2 separate regions of the Homo sapiens genome follow, and region 2 is linked to region 1. A link is a contact called in ENCODE Hi-C or POLR2A ChIA-PET data. All regions are on one chromosome and are shown on one strand. The core of a region is the stretch at or near the end of the contact, and the rest is flanking DNA. Distances in the headings are between cores, read along the strand shown.

What was found. Hi-C counts contacts between places; a loop is a spot of excess contacts on that map. ChIA-PET counts read pairs that join two places held with the same protein, here RNA polymerase II (POLR2A). Pooled maps may share reads with other maps.
Region 2: a map of sigmoid colon shows a loop between it and region 1 (2.0-fold over the local background). The contact joins the enhancer-like site here to the promoter of CALHM3 in region 1. A Hi-C loop is called at or near these places in 1 of 168 maps with a recorded cell type or tissue (sigmoid colon), 3 of 37 single-sample maps with no recorded cell type and 7 of 50 pooled maps. POLR2A ChIA-PET finds 5 or more read pairs at or near these places in 1 of 52 experiments (Panc1).

The regions. Positions count from the first base shown.
Region 1 is chr10:103,477,235-103,483,347 of GRCh38, forward strand. It overlaps CALHM3 (calcium homeostasis modulator 3), which reads right to left and starts at 2,006. Exons shown (of 3, transcript NM_001129742.2): 1 at 1,512-2,006. The coding sequence starts at 1,798. NEURL1-AS1 (NEURL1 antisense RNA 1) reads right to left here. Exons shown (of 4, transcript NR_120675.1): 4 at 2,369-2,763. RefSeq lists an enhancer at 1-564.
Region 2 is chr10:103,661,687-103,667,715 of GRCh38, forward strand. All of the region lies in intron 7 of SH3PXD2A (SH3 and PX domains 2A), which reads right to left. LOC124902495 (a long non-coding RNA gene) reads left to right here. Exons shown (of 2, transcript XR_007062276.1): 2 at 4,261-4,465. Among named protein-coding and RNA genes, the nearest start is that of SH3PXD2A-AS1, 82 kb to the right of the region's middle. Within about 2 kb of position 4,010, at least 3 of the 41 ENCODE cell types and tissues checked have a DNase peak (open chromatin) inside an H3K27ac peak, as active enhancers do.

The DNA.
Region 1 (6,113 bases), core at 756-3,255:
TCAGGCGCCTTTCCAGATCAACTCTGCCCCTGCCTGTAGTGACCTCGACTGGGTATTGGCCACAGGACAGGAGCCCAGTGGAGCTGTGCCCACTGGACCCCAGAGGAAAAGGCCAAGGACACACCCAGTGCCTGTGACCCACCCTGCACAGCTGAATTGCAGGGAGATGTGATCCCTGAGAACATGGAACAGAGGCTGAGGGTGCACCGGATGCAGATGTTGTTTCTGAATTGGATTGTACACAAAACATCCAATGGTGTGTGCCAGGTGTGTGCGTGCATGGCCTACCCAGTGTGAGCTGTAAATATGTTCTAGGCAGTGGTGGCTTTAGCATTTTCTTTTCTTTTTTTGTCTTTTTTGAGTCTTGCTCTGTCGCACAGGCTGGAGTGCAGTGGCACGATTTCAGCTCACTGCAACCTCTGCCTCCCAGGTTCAAGCGATTCTCCTTCCTCAGCCTCCTGAGTAGCTGGGACCACAGGTGCCCAACACCACGCCCAGCTAATTTTTTATATTTTTTAGTAGAGATGGGGGTTTTGCCATGTTGGCCAGAGTGGTCTCGAACTCCTGACCTCAGGTGATCCACTCGCCTCGACCTCCCAAAGTGCTGGGATTACGGGTGAGAGCCACCGCGCCTGGCCCCCCCACCCAATCTCTGGCTCCTTATTTTCCCCCAAGGCTAGCCATAGAAACTAGAATCCATCTTCCCCAAGGTGGGTCATAGAAACCAGAACTCCTTTTCTCCAAAGCTGCCACCATAAAACCTAAAAATATGATTCTAATTTCCCCCCGCCTTTCTGTCTGAAAACTGGCCGTAAAGAAATGATCTGACCTACCTAGTTTCATTGTAGATCATAAGACTCCCTTCTAGAGAGGGTCCTGCCCCGTGTCTGGGAGAAAGGAACACTGTATAGAGAGGCCAAGAAGAACCTAGATGGCCTTGCTGAGTTTCCCCACTCCGTCTATAACATCAGTTCATCCCTTTTTTAATCCAATTCTATTTCTGCGTGGCTATCCAAACCTTGTTGAACCTAAGCATAAAAATGAACCATTTCCTCTGTATCTTTAGGTCTTTATTCTGAAGGTTCTGTGGCACATAAAACGGTAATCAAATAAATTTGTATGCCTTTTCTCTTATTAATCTGCCTTTTGTCAGTTGATTTTCAGCAGAGCTTCAGAGGGCAAAGAGGAAGTTTTCCCGCAGCCCCTAGAGTGGCCTGGGTAATTGGGAATCCTGTGTCATTCCTATGTTTACAGCACTGGCCACGGAAAGGTGACAAACGATAGGAACAGAAATATGTTTCCAGAGTGGAAACTGGCAAGTGGCTCTCTGTGAGCCGATAATTCCTAGTTGGGGAAAGGAGAGGGCGCACCTGGCAGTACCTGTAGGGTGGGTGGAGAATCCCCTGATAATGAGAATGGTTGGGGTCTGGGGGTGCACTTGACAGTGCCTGTGGGGTGGCTGGGGAGCCCCTGGCAAAGCTCATGGGTCACTGAGTGGTGTGGGACCGCACCTGATGATGCCTGGGTCCTTCCTCCGGTGCCCTGCGGGCCGGCGCCACTCCTCGACCATCACCACAGACTGCCGGTTGGCGAGGAGGCCGCAGAGAAACAGGGCGAGCGGGGGCGTCAGCAGCAGGCCCAGGCCGTAGAGTGCATTGTAGTGCACCAGGCAGGGACAGTTGAAGTCAAAGGAGGAGTACAGCTTGACGGTGACCGCAGCCAGCAGCAGGCAGATGCCATTCATCACCGACTCCGAGCTTGACTGGAAGTGCTGGAAGAGCATGCGGAATTTATCCATGGCTCCAGCCTGGGTGGGTGGGCGGCCGTCGGTTCGGCTCAGTGAGGCTCTGGCCACCTTCCTGGTGTCTGCTGTGCTGGGGACGAGCCTGGGATCTGCAAGAGGTTCTCTCTCTGCTTCCAAGGGCCTGAGGGGCCAAGGAGGAAGCAGTGCCCAGGCCCCAGCCCAGGCTCCCGGGATCCAGTAGGCACTTAAGGCAGGGACAGGCTCTCACCACAAAGGCTCCCCTGCCCAGCCCAATGGTCCCCTGGTGCCACTCCCCTCCTGTCTGGGGGAGTGAGTCACCCTCTGTGACCGGGCAGCCCAAAGCACCTCTAGGCAAATGGGCCCCGCCCTGTCACTCCATTCCTCCCGGCCCATTTCTCTTTGCTTTACGGTCTGGATGCTCAGGCTTGACAGCCGTTGGAGCTTCCTTCGGGGGACAGGCAAATTCTGGGTGTGGTGAGGAAAAGATGCTGATGGAGCCAAGGTAGTATATTTTCTGGTCTTGATCAAAAGCATGACTCTGAACTTGTCTCACAGGCATAGTAAAACAACAGCAACAACAACAACAAAATATGACGACTCAGCTCAGCCCAGGGAGATTTCATGTTGGCTTTCAGGCTAGGAGGAGCCAGAAGGGGCACCTATTCCTGACCGAAGGCTTCCTGGAAGAGGAGACCCTTGAGAGGAGTCTTCAACGATGTTTCAGCATTTGCCATGAAAGGGGTAGCGGAAGGGGATGGCCTCCCTGGGCGACGTGCTAAACATTGTGCATTAACCACTGGGTGCCCATGGGAGAGGCTGCTCAAGTGCCACGCCCACACCTGCATGGCTTTCCCCCTGCCCTTCTTCCGTGTGAGGGGCATGCGTTTGAAATCACTGCTTCTTCTCCTAACTCTCCCACATCACTAGGTCTCTCCTTGTGTCTCAGTTCCAGTCTCTCCGAAGGATGACAGCCCAGATGTTTGAGGGACCCCTGAAACCTGCAAAACGAATTTTGTAAAGGTCACTTGGCCCATATTGTAAGTCAGATCATCCCAAATAAGTCTTGCAAATTTCGTAACCATCTGTGTGGTCTGTACTTCTGATGAAGACAGACAGAAACCTGGGTCTTACTTATTATTATTATTATTATGAGATAGAGTCTTGTTCTGTCACCCAGGCTGGAGTGCAGTGGCACGATCTTGGTTCACTGCAGCCTCTGCCTCCCGGGTTCAAGTGATTCTCCTGCCTCAGCTTCCAAGTAGCTGGGATTACAGGCACCCACCACCACGCCCAGCTAATTTTTGTATTTTTAGTAGAGACAGGGGTTTTGCCATGTTGGTCAGGCCGGTCTCGAACTCCTGACCTCAGGTGATTTGGCCCCCTTGGCCTTCCAAAGTGCTGGGATTACAGGCATGAGCCACTGAGCCTGGCCACTTAGTATTTTTATTTTCCATATTTGTACGTTACTCTAGGTCCTATGAGACAGATTTCCCTGTGTGAGGGAAATGAGGCACTGGAGAAGATGGGGAGAGCCACCAGTGGCCCTGTGAGTCTGACTCTGAGCGGAGGAGAGGGCGGGGCAGGGGTGAGAAACCCTTCAAGCCAGGAGGACCACCACAACTTCAGGTGGGTACAGTCCCAGAGGGGCTGTTGGAGGTCACATACCCTGGCGGGGACAGAGCCAGGGAGGAAGCTGGGATCCTCCATCTGTGCCTTTCAGCCTTAGTCACCCACTGGGCTGCTGACCAGAAAAGGGGACTGTCCTGGCCCAAGGCCAGGCTTCGTGACCCTGAACCAGCAGGGCTGGTGTGGAGCAGGCGGGGAGCTAACTGGGCTGGGAGGGTCATGAGCACCCCTCAATCCCATTCTAGTCTCAGGGAGGGATAGAGTGTCCTAAGGGTCCCCAGCCACTCTAACCTTGAGAGTTCAGAAAACAATAGACAATGCTTCTGGAAGAACACTTTGAAGAAAACTGGGTCAAAGACTCCAGGCCAACCTTTTCACAGCTCCAGCCTCTGAGAGGTAAGACAGAGCTACCAGGTCAGCCTGGGTCCCTGGAGCCCTGCAGGGCAACAGGTGCTGAGTGACTGCAGCGGGGCTGACCCTTGCCGGGTATTTACAGGAAATACTTCAGTAAAGAAACAGGCCAGAAAGAAGCCCACCACAAAAGGGATATTATCTGTCAAAGAGAGGGGATGGCTTACATTTTTTTTTAAATCTCTATTTTCTGAATTGTCGACTTTTATAATAGTAGACATAATAAATCATTACTATAATCATAATAATGATTTTTAACTATTTCCAGCAAAAATCATAAAACATTTTAATTAGAAAAACATAAAAAGATAAAAGGACAAGGCAAAAAGGAGAATTCCATTTTGTTGCCTGGAGCTTGGCCCTGCTGAACTAGTAGAGAGAGAACTAGAGGCAGCAATAAATGGAGAAAGGCTTCTTTTACTCACACATATGGAAAGATATTAAATTGCAGATCTGGCCGGGCGTGGTGGCTCACGCCTGTAATCCCAGCACTTTGGGAGGCCGAGGCAGGCAGATTGCCTGAGCTCAGGAGTTTGAGACCAGCCTGGCCAACATGGCAAAACCCCATCTCTATTAAAAATACAAAAAATTAGTCGGGCATAGTGGTGCATGCCTGTAATCCCAGCTACTTGGGAGGCTGAGGCTTGAGAATTGCCTCTCTTGAGGCTGAGGCATGAGAATTGCTTGAACCCAGGAGGCGGAGGCTGCAGTGAGCCCAGATCATGCCACTGCTCTCCAGCCTGGGCAACAAAGAGAGACTAAAAATAAATTACATTTTTCTTTTTAATAATGATTTAATCTTTTTTTTTTTTTTAAAACCAGTTGTAAATATGTGTTAATTTGCAATTGGAAGATCTTTATAGAATAAATCTTTGGTACTTTCTTCATGTTATTTTGTTTTATTTTCAAATTGGAGTCTTGCAGATATATTCTTGGGGGTCTTCCAGTTTTTTTTGATCTTTGCAAAGGAGTCTGGATATTATTTGAGAAACACTGGCTTCACCGTTCTTGGAGTTCCTGTTATTGAGAGGGCTGTTTAGGACTAGATGCCCCCTACTGGAGAAACTCGTTGTATGTGATGTGTGAGAGATGTGTCTATGTACCTGTGTATGCATGTGTGTACACATGTATGTGTATGTGCGTAGTGCATGTGTACATATTTGGTGTGTGTATGCATGTGTGTTTTCATACATATGGGTGTGGCCGTCTTCCTACTTTGTATATGGTGAGTATGCCCTCCCCTGACAGTTCTTTCTTTTCTTTTTCCTTCACAGGGAAGGCATTGAACGTGCGTCCCACTTCTCAGGACTGGGAGACTGTTGTTCTGTGTGTCTAGCAGAGGGTGGTGCCCTTTCTGTCTCTCGGTGGCGTGATTCTCTGCTTCCCTGAGGACACAGGCCTTTGAGCGGTCCTGGCAGACCCGGGGAAAGCAACGTGGCACTTCTGTGGGCCCCACTCTGGTGACTCCACAGAGCCGTGTAGCCCTAAGGGCAGAGACAGGCTGGAAATGAAATGGGGCCATCTAACAGATGGCGCTGGAACAACTGGCTAGCCATTCGGGAGCAATCTCTACTTCATGCTTCATACCAAAATAATTTTCACATGGTTCAAAGATTCAACATAAAAATTAAAATCATAAAAATTCTACAGGAAAACGTAAGGGAATTTATTCATAATCAGAGGCTAAGGAAGGCCTTTGTGAACAGACCCCAGAATTTAGTAGCTGTAGAGGAGTAGATGGACAAGTAAGAGTCATAAAAACTAGACGCTTCTATGGGCAAACATACCAATAAACAAAATAAAAATAACAAACTGAAGGAAGGGTATTTGCCACACAAAGGCCTCTTTTTCTTAATTTGCAGAAGGCTCATATAAATCAATCCAAAAGACGAACAATCCTCTAGAAAAATGGGTAAAGGATTTGAACAGGTTATTTGCAAAAAAAAAAAAAAAAAAAAAAAAAGAGAGAGAGAGAGAAAAGTGACCAAACATCCTGAAAAAATTCTAATCCTCATTCATAATTAAATAAGAAATGAAACCACCAGTTGCCTTTAAAAATTGCCAAGTTGTTAGCAACTGAAAGATTGATACTTCCCAGTGTTGATGAGGCTTAAGGAAATAGCTACTTTTCATCTATGGTTGGAGTACAAATGGGTAGGTTTTTCATGGAACAGTTTAGCAATACATTTAAAGCAAAAATTTAAATACACATGCCCTTTGACTTAGTAATTACAAAGTCTGTATTCATCCCATGGGTAGCTTTGCAGAAGGAGCCATGATAAACAAACAAGAATGTTCATTATAGCTCTTT
Region 2 (6,029 bases), core at 2,760-5,259, 190 kb after region 1:
AGCGGGAGAGAGCTTCTCCACGGCCCAGGCCCAGGCGAGGAGTCAAGAGGGTTTGAGGCCGCCAATCACTGGGGTTTACTCGCAACCCTTAAATAGAAACACATGAGACCCGTCGAATGAGGAGCCGGGGGTGGAGGCAGGGGAGGGGGAGGAGGCCTAGACTGTTTACTTGAAACCCAAGAAGAAAGTCCCCGCGCCAGCGGCTGGCGAGCCCAGCCCGCCCCCCGCCAACTTTTCCTCAAGTTCGCTCCGTTCCTGCCCCTCGGGCTCACCCAGGCGCTGCCACCGAGCCCAGGCCGGGTACAGTCGGACCAGCCTCAGGCCTGCCCCCAGCCCTGCTTCCAGAGAGGGCCCTCTGGCTGCAGAGACTGACTCAGTTTCTCTCTGCCTTTCAGTGCCGGGGCTTGTGGTCAGGCCCCGGCAGTTTGAGGGGCTTGAGGGGTCAAAAGCTGGGTGCAGCAGAGGGAGGGCAGGTGGACTCCCAGGAGCAAGCAGCTTCTCTGTCCTCCTCAGCCACTGGACCAGCACGACATTTGCTAAGCAGGCACCAGGCAGGAAGGCAGACAGGCTGGGTGCCCTTTTAGCTTCCTAGCTGAGTGGCACTGGATGCTGCTTAAACCTCTGCACTTCAACTCTTCCCATCACCATTATTGGCGGGGGGGGGGGCGGGGGGGGATAAGACACTTAAAATATGATGTGCTTTTTTTTTTTTTTTTTTTTTTTTGAGACGGAGTCTCGCTCTGTCGCCCAGGCCGGACTGCGGACTGCAGTGGCGCAATCTCAGCTCACTGCAAGCTCCGCTTCCCGGGTTCACGCCATTCTCCTGCCTCAGCCTCCCGAGTAGCTGGGACTACAGGCGCCCGCCACCGCGCCCGGCTAATTTTTTGTATTTTTAGTAGAGACGGGGTTTCACCTTGTTAGCCAGGATGGTCTCGATCTCCTGACCTCATGATCCACCCGCCTCGGCCTCCCAAAGTGCTGGGATTACAGGCGTGAGCCACCGCGCCCGGCCTATGATGTGCTTTTAGCTAGGAGTGAAAAGGATCCACTAGCCAGAAATGGACTAGTCACCTCCTACAGGAAGCCTTCTCAGACCACCCCCAGCCCAAAGGGAATTCCTAGTATACTTTTGTTTTTTTTGAGACAGGGTCTTTGTTGCCCAGGCTGGAATGCAGTGGTGCAATCATGGCTTACTGCAGCCTTGACCTCCTGGATTCAAGCAATCCTCCCACCTCAGCCTCCCATGTAGCTGGGACCAAAGGCACACACCACCATACCCGGCTAATTTTTTTATGTTTTGTAGAGCTGAGGTCTCACTTTGTTGCCCAGGCTGGTCTTGAACTCCTGGGCTCAAGTGATCCTCCCGCCTCAGTCTCTCAAAGTGCTGGGATTATAGGCATAGGCCACTGCGACTGGCATAAACTATATGTCTGCCAATCTCCTTGAAGGCTAGGGGGCTTCATGTCACTAGCCTGGCTACAAAAATTGCTGAGGGTCTCCAAGTTCCACACAGCCCCCTTGGTGCCTCAGCCTATAGCCACATTCCCCACACGCCTGAGTTTGACTTGGCAAATGTGATGTGCCAGGCACATTAACCGCCCCATTTCATGCCCACAACATCCCCCTTATCTTCCATTTCACAAAAGACTAACCAGAGGCCCCTCTACAGCAGGCAAGAGACGACTCTAGCTCCCACAGCTGCTATGAAGAGCATCACATTCATTCAGTATGATTTTGTTCAGGCCCAAGCCCATCTGTCTTTCCATTGCAGAATAACTGCCTCTGATTTGTTTCCATCAGTCTGGTTCTTCTAGCACAGTAATCCTCAACTTGGAAGCACAGAATCACCCAGGGAGCTTTTTAAAAGTACTGATGCTGGGCTCCAGAGAGACAGGTTTCTTTGGTCTGGGACTCAGGCATGAGTAGTTTTTGGACATCCCCCCTGTGTCCCTATGGTGCTTGTGTGCACCCAGGTGCAAGAAGCACTACTTAGATCTTTGGGTCCTTCTGTAGGGGGAGGCTCCCTCCAACCTAGGGCAGACGGCAATGGCCACAGAACTCTAGGAAATCCCAAAGGGAGGCCTCCTTCCAGGGAAAGAAACCCACTGCCCCCCGGCAGTTTTCTCCCATGAGGTGTGGGCCCTGCAGGCCCATCTCAGCCCTTTGGAGAAGCAGAAGGGACCCTGCACAGCTGAGTGTGCCACATACATTCGCACGTGCACAGTCCCGAGCAGCCCTGCTAAAGCCGGGATTGTATTTCAGGCAGAAATGCAACCAACAGCCGGGCAGTAGGGCCTGCCCCGCCTCTGTACTTAGGCATGCCAGCTTCTGTGCCTGCCCCTGCCAGCTGGGCAGAGGCAGCGCCGGGTGCTGCGCTGACGGACTACCTCCCACTGTGCCCCTAGGGGAACAGCAGTGCCTGTTCCATGCCTGGAGCCTCTGTGGCCAACAGCACTTCTTAAGCGCACCCGGCACAAAAAGGGCCATCCCTGCCCTACGAGAAATGGGGCCTCCTTTCCCAGTGTGGGGGCACTGGATGAGAAGAGTGGGAAAGAAAGGCTCCAGCAACAAACAAGAATAGAGAGTTCTGTGGCAGGTTAGAGAGCCCGCAAGGCCTGAGTATGGCCAGATCATAGCAATAGTGACAGCAAGCCTTCATCAGTGCTGACTTGGAGGCATCCAACAGCATCGAGCTGCCTCGTCCAATCCTCAGAGCAACCCCATGCAGTAGGTCCTGTGATGGCCCCGTTTCACGCATGGGCAAAGCAAGCCTCATGAGGGTAAGTGAATTCTCTAAGGTCACACAGCTGGGATTGAACCCAAGCCCACCTGACACCACTGCCTATGATCTTAACTTCTGCACTGTATGTGGCCTATAATGGGCCACCGGCGCCTGGTCCCTAGGGAAGGGCCCATTACATCCCAGGTACCTGGGACACAGCGGCTGCTTAATAAAGACTAGAGTATGGGTTTCTTTCTCTCTCTTTTTTTTTTTTTTGAGACGGAGTCTTGCTCTGTCGCCCAGGTTGGAGTGCAGTGGCAAAATCTCGGCTCACTGCAACCTCCGCCCCCCAGGTTCAAGCAATTCTCCAGCCTCAGCCTCCCGAGTAGCTGGGATTACAGGTGCCCACCACCATACCTGGCTAAATTTTTTTTTGTATTTTTTAGTAGAGATGGAGTTTCACCATGTTGGCTAGGCTGGCCTTGAACTCCTGACCTTAAGTGATCTGCCCGCCTTGGCCTCCCAAAGTGCTGGGATTATAGGCATAAGCCACCACGCCTGGCCTAGAGTATGGGTTTCTAGTTGACTCTTGCCACCTCTACTGACCAGACCACAGTGCCTGTTAGGTGGCAGGCACTCAATAAGTGTGAAATGAACCAGTGAAACGCGTGAACTGGCAGAAAGATGAACAGAGGGACTCATTGGTTTGTGGTGTCAATATGAATACCTTGACTCTGATATGGGAATATGGGAAAATGAGCCAAACTCGAAGGGAGAAAGGGGAGATGGGGAAACTGAGGTAAGGAGGAGAAAGAAGCCCCAGCTTTGTGGCCAGAAGATGCCTGGAGGACGAGCAGGAGGTGCTGGGGAGTGGACAGACATCAGCTCATTTTAATCCAAGCCAAGAAAATCTGAGGCAGGGTTTCAAAGCAGAGTTAAATCCACACCCCCACACCCCTTCCCCCCACCACTTTCCTGGAAAATTGGCCTGACCTTCCTGAAGGCTGACTCTCTGGGACACAGGTAGAAAAGTTAAGGAAATATTCTCTAGGCATTGGAAAGCACAGACAGGCTATGGCCTCTCTCAGGAGCTGCTCCAAAGGCTGTGGGATGGACACACGGACACTCTGTCCTTCTGGCTGCCCTTCCCTCCCGTTGCACAGGCAGGCTCCCAGCTCTTCCCTCTGGCAGCTGCCTCTTAGGGTGTTCCCTGGCCAGGGCAGCCGGGCGGGCGGGAGCTGCGAGCAGGTATCCAGATGAGAAACCACTTGCAGGCCAGGCAGGCAGTGGGCGGTGATGTCATCCCACAGAGGCCACTCTGGATCCCCTCTCAGCCAAGGCCTGCAGAACTAGGGGCTGGAGGAGTCTGCCTGAGTGGGGAGGGGGCAGTGGAGGGAGCCTGGTGTCTTTAGATGAGGAGTGCTTGGCAGGAGCATGGAGAAGGGGTGTACCTCTTCTAGACAGCAGAGCCTCTCCTGGGTTGGAAGGGGCCTTTGCATGAGTCTGATCCAGAGATGGACCCTTGTGCTTTATTACAGAGCCCCTGGCTGGACCTGCTGGGGTCCCAGGGGTCCCCTGGACCCCTGCCCCACCCTTGCCTCACATCTGCATTCCTTCAACTACCACCTGGATGGAACCCTGGCTGCCAACTTAAACTTCTCAACTGGGCTTTTGCCAAGTCAGTCCCATGCTCCAACGCCTTCCACGGCTCCCTCTTGCCTATAAAGGACAAATTCAAGCCCAGTCTTTCTTGCCAATCTGAGCTCCCCAAGTTCCTTGATCCCCGTCCCCCACACCACCATTCAATACATCATTCATGATTCAACACATGTATCGAGCACCCACTAGGCGCCAACACCCAACACCACTGCTCCATGCAGCTTCTTACTTTCCAAGTCTGTGCTCTAGCTGCTGCCCCCTGCTGGAATGCTTTCCCTTCTCTCTACCAATCCCAGTTTCCCAATTCTCCCCAAGCATCTCTGTCCTCCAGGAGGCTCCTGATCACTCTTGTTCCCTCTTTTCTGTTCCCTCCTGGACTTTATGTTGGGCATTGCTCCCCAACCAAAGTATGTGCCTTGGACAAGAGTCTCTCGACACTCCAGGACTGGTGCCTCAGGACATGACATGGGACATAGTAATTACCTGAAATTCATGATGGAAATGCTTAGAATTAGAGTCCAAAGGTCTGAGGTCCAGTCCTGCTTTGCCCTTACTAGCTCTGAGATCCTGGGGAGGACACGTAACCTCTCTTGAGCTTTAGTGTCATCTGGAAACAGGAACAATAGCAGTTCCTACCTCATGGGAATTGTTCTGAGCACGGAATGAAGTGACGGGGCTTCAAGTCCTATGGAAATCATAGATGGTCATTTTAAAGCAAGTGGAGGGAATGGGAGATCTGAGGAGCAGCAAAGCTGTTGGTTCCTTCGTGGGCTCACCAGCAGGCAGCTCGGTGCCAGGGCTGCAGGTGCCAGGAGAAGGGTGGGGAAGGGAGGCCGGGGGCTGTGTCCCTGCAACATGCCCCTCCCAGACCCTACCTTCAGCAGGTAACGGGTACTTGCCAGCTGGATTGAGAGGCAGCTCAGAGCCCCCTGGGCCTACTCTGGGGGGATGCCAGGCTAAGCAACCTGAGGCCCCTGATCTATAAGGATCTCCAACATCAGCCCTTACCTCTGAGTTTCCTGTCTCATATCTCAAAGAACCCTCCAACCCTCCAGATGGAGAAACCAAGGCCCAGAGAGACTCTGGCCCTGGACTCGCAGTCTGGCTGGGTTTTCCCCCAGCCCACACTGCCTCCCCTGGGCCTCTCACTCCAAACAGCTGGGATCATCTTGAGACGTGGTTAAGTGTCCTCCCCAGGGTCACAGAGCTAGTAAGGCCCTGTGCTGGCCTCCACCCCAGGCTCCCCACGACTCCCCAACCCTGGGCATCCTACAAAAGTCCCTCTAGCCCCTTATAACTGGTTCCTCCCAGGCTGGACTGGGACTGCTGGCCCCTCCGCTATACGTTTGGTGAATAAAATGTATTGCTGTGGGCCAAGTGGGCTCTGGCTCACTGGCGTGTGGAGAGGGGAAAAAGGGACAGGAGCCCAGTGATTAGCTCAGGCCCAGGCCCTCGTCACAGGAAACTCCAGAAGGAGATTGCAACGCCCTCCGACCCACTGCCTTCTCTTCTCCTCTGGACTCCTCCCAACACGTTTACCTCCCATTCCCCGCCCACAGCTGCAGCAGTAGGGGCTGGGCTTTGGGCTCTAAACACTGGGGCTGGCCCAGCCCCACCACCCCACTCAGCTCCCACCCTTCTGCTTTGT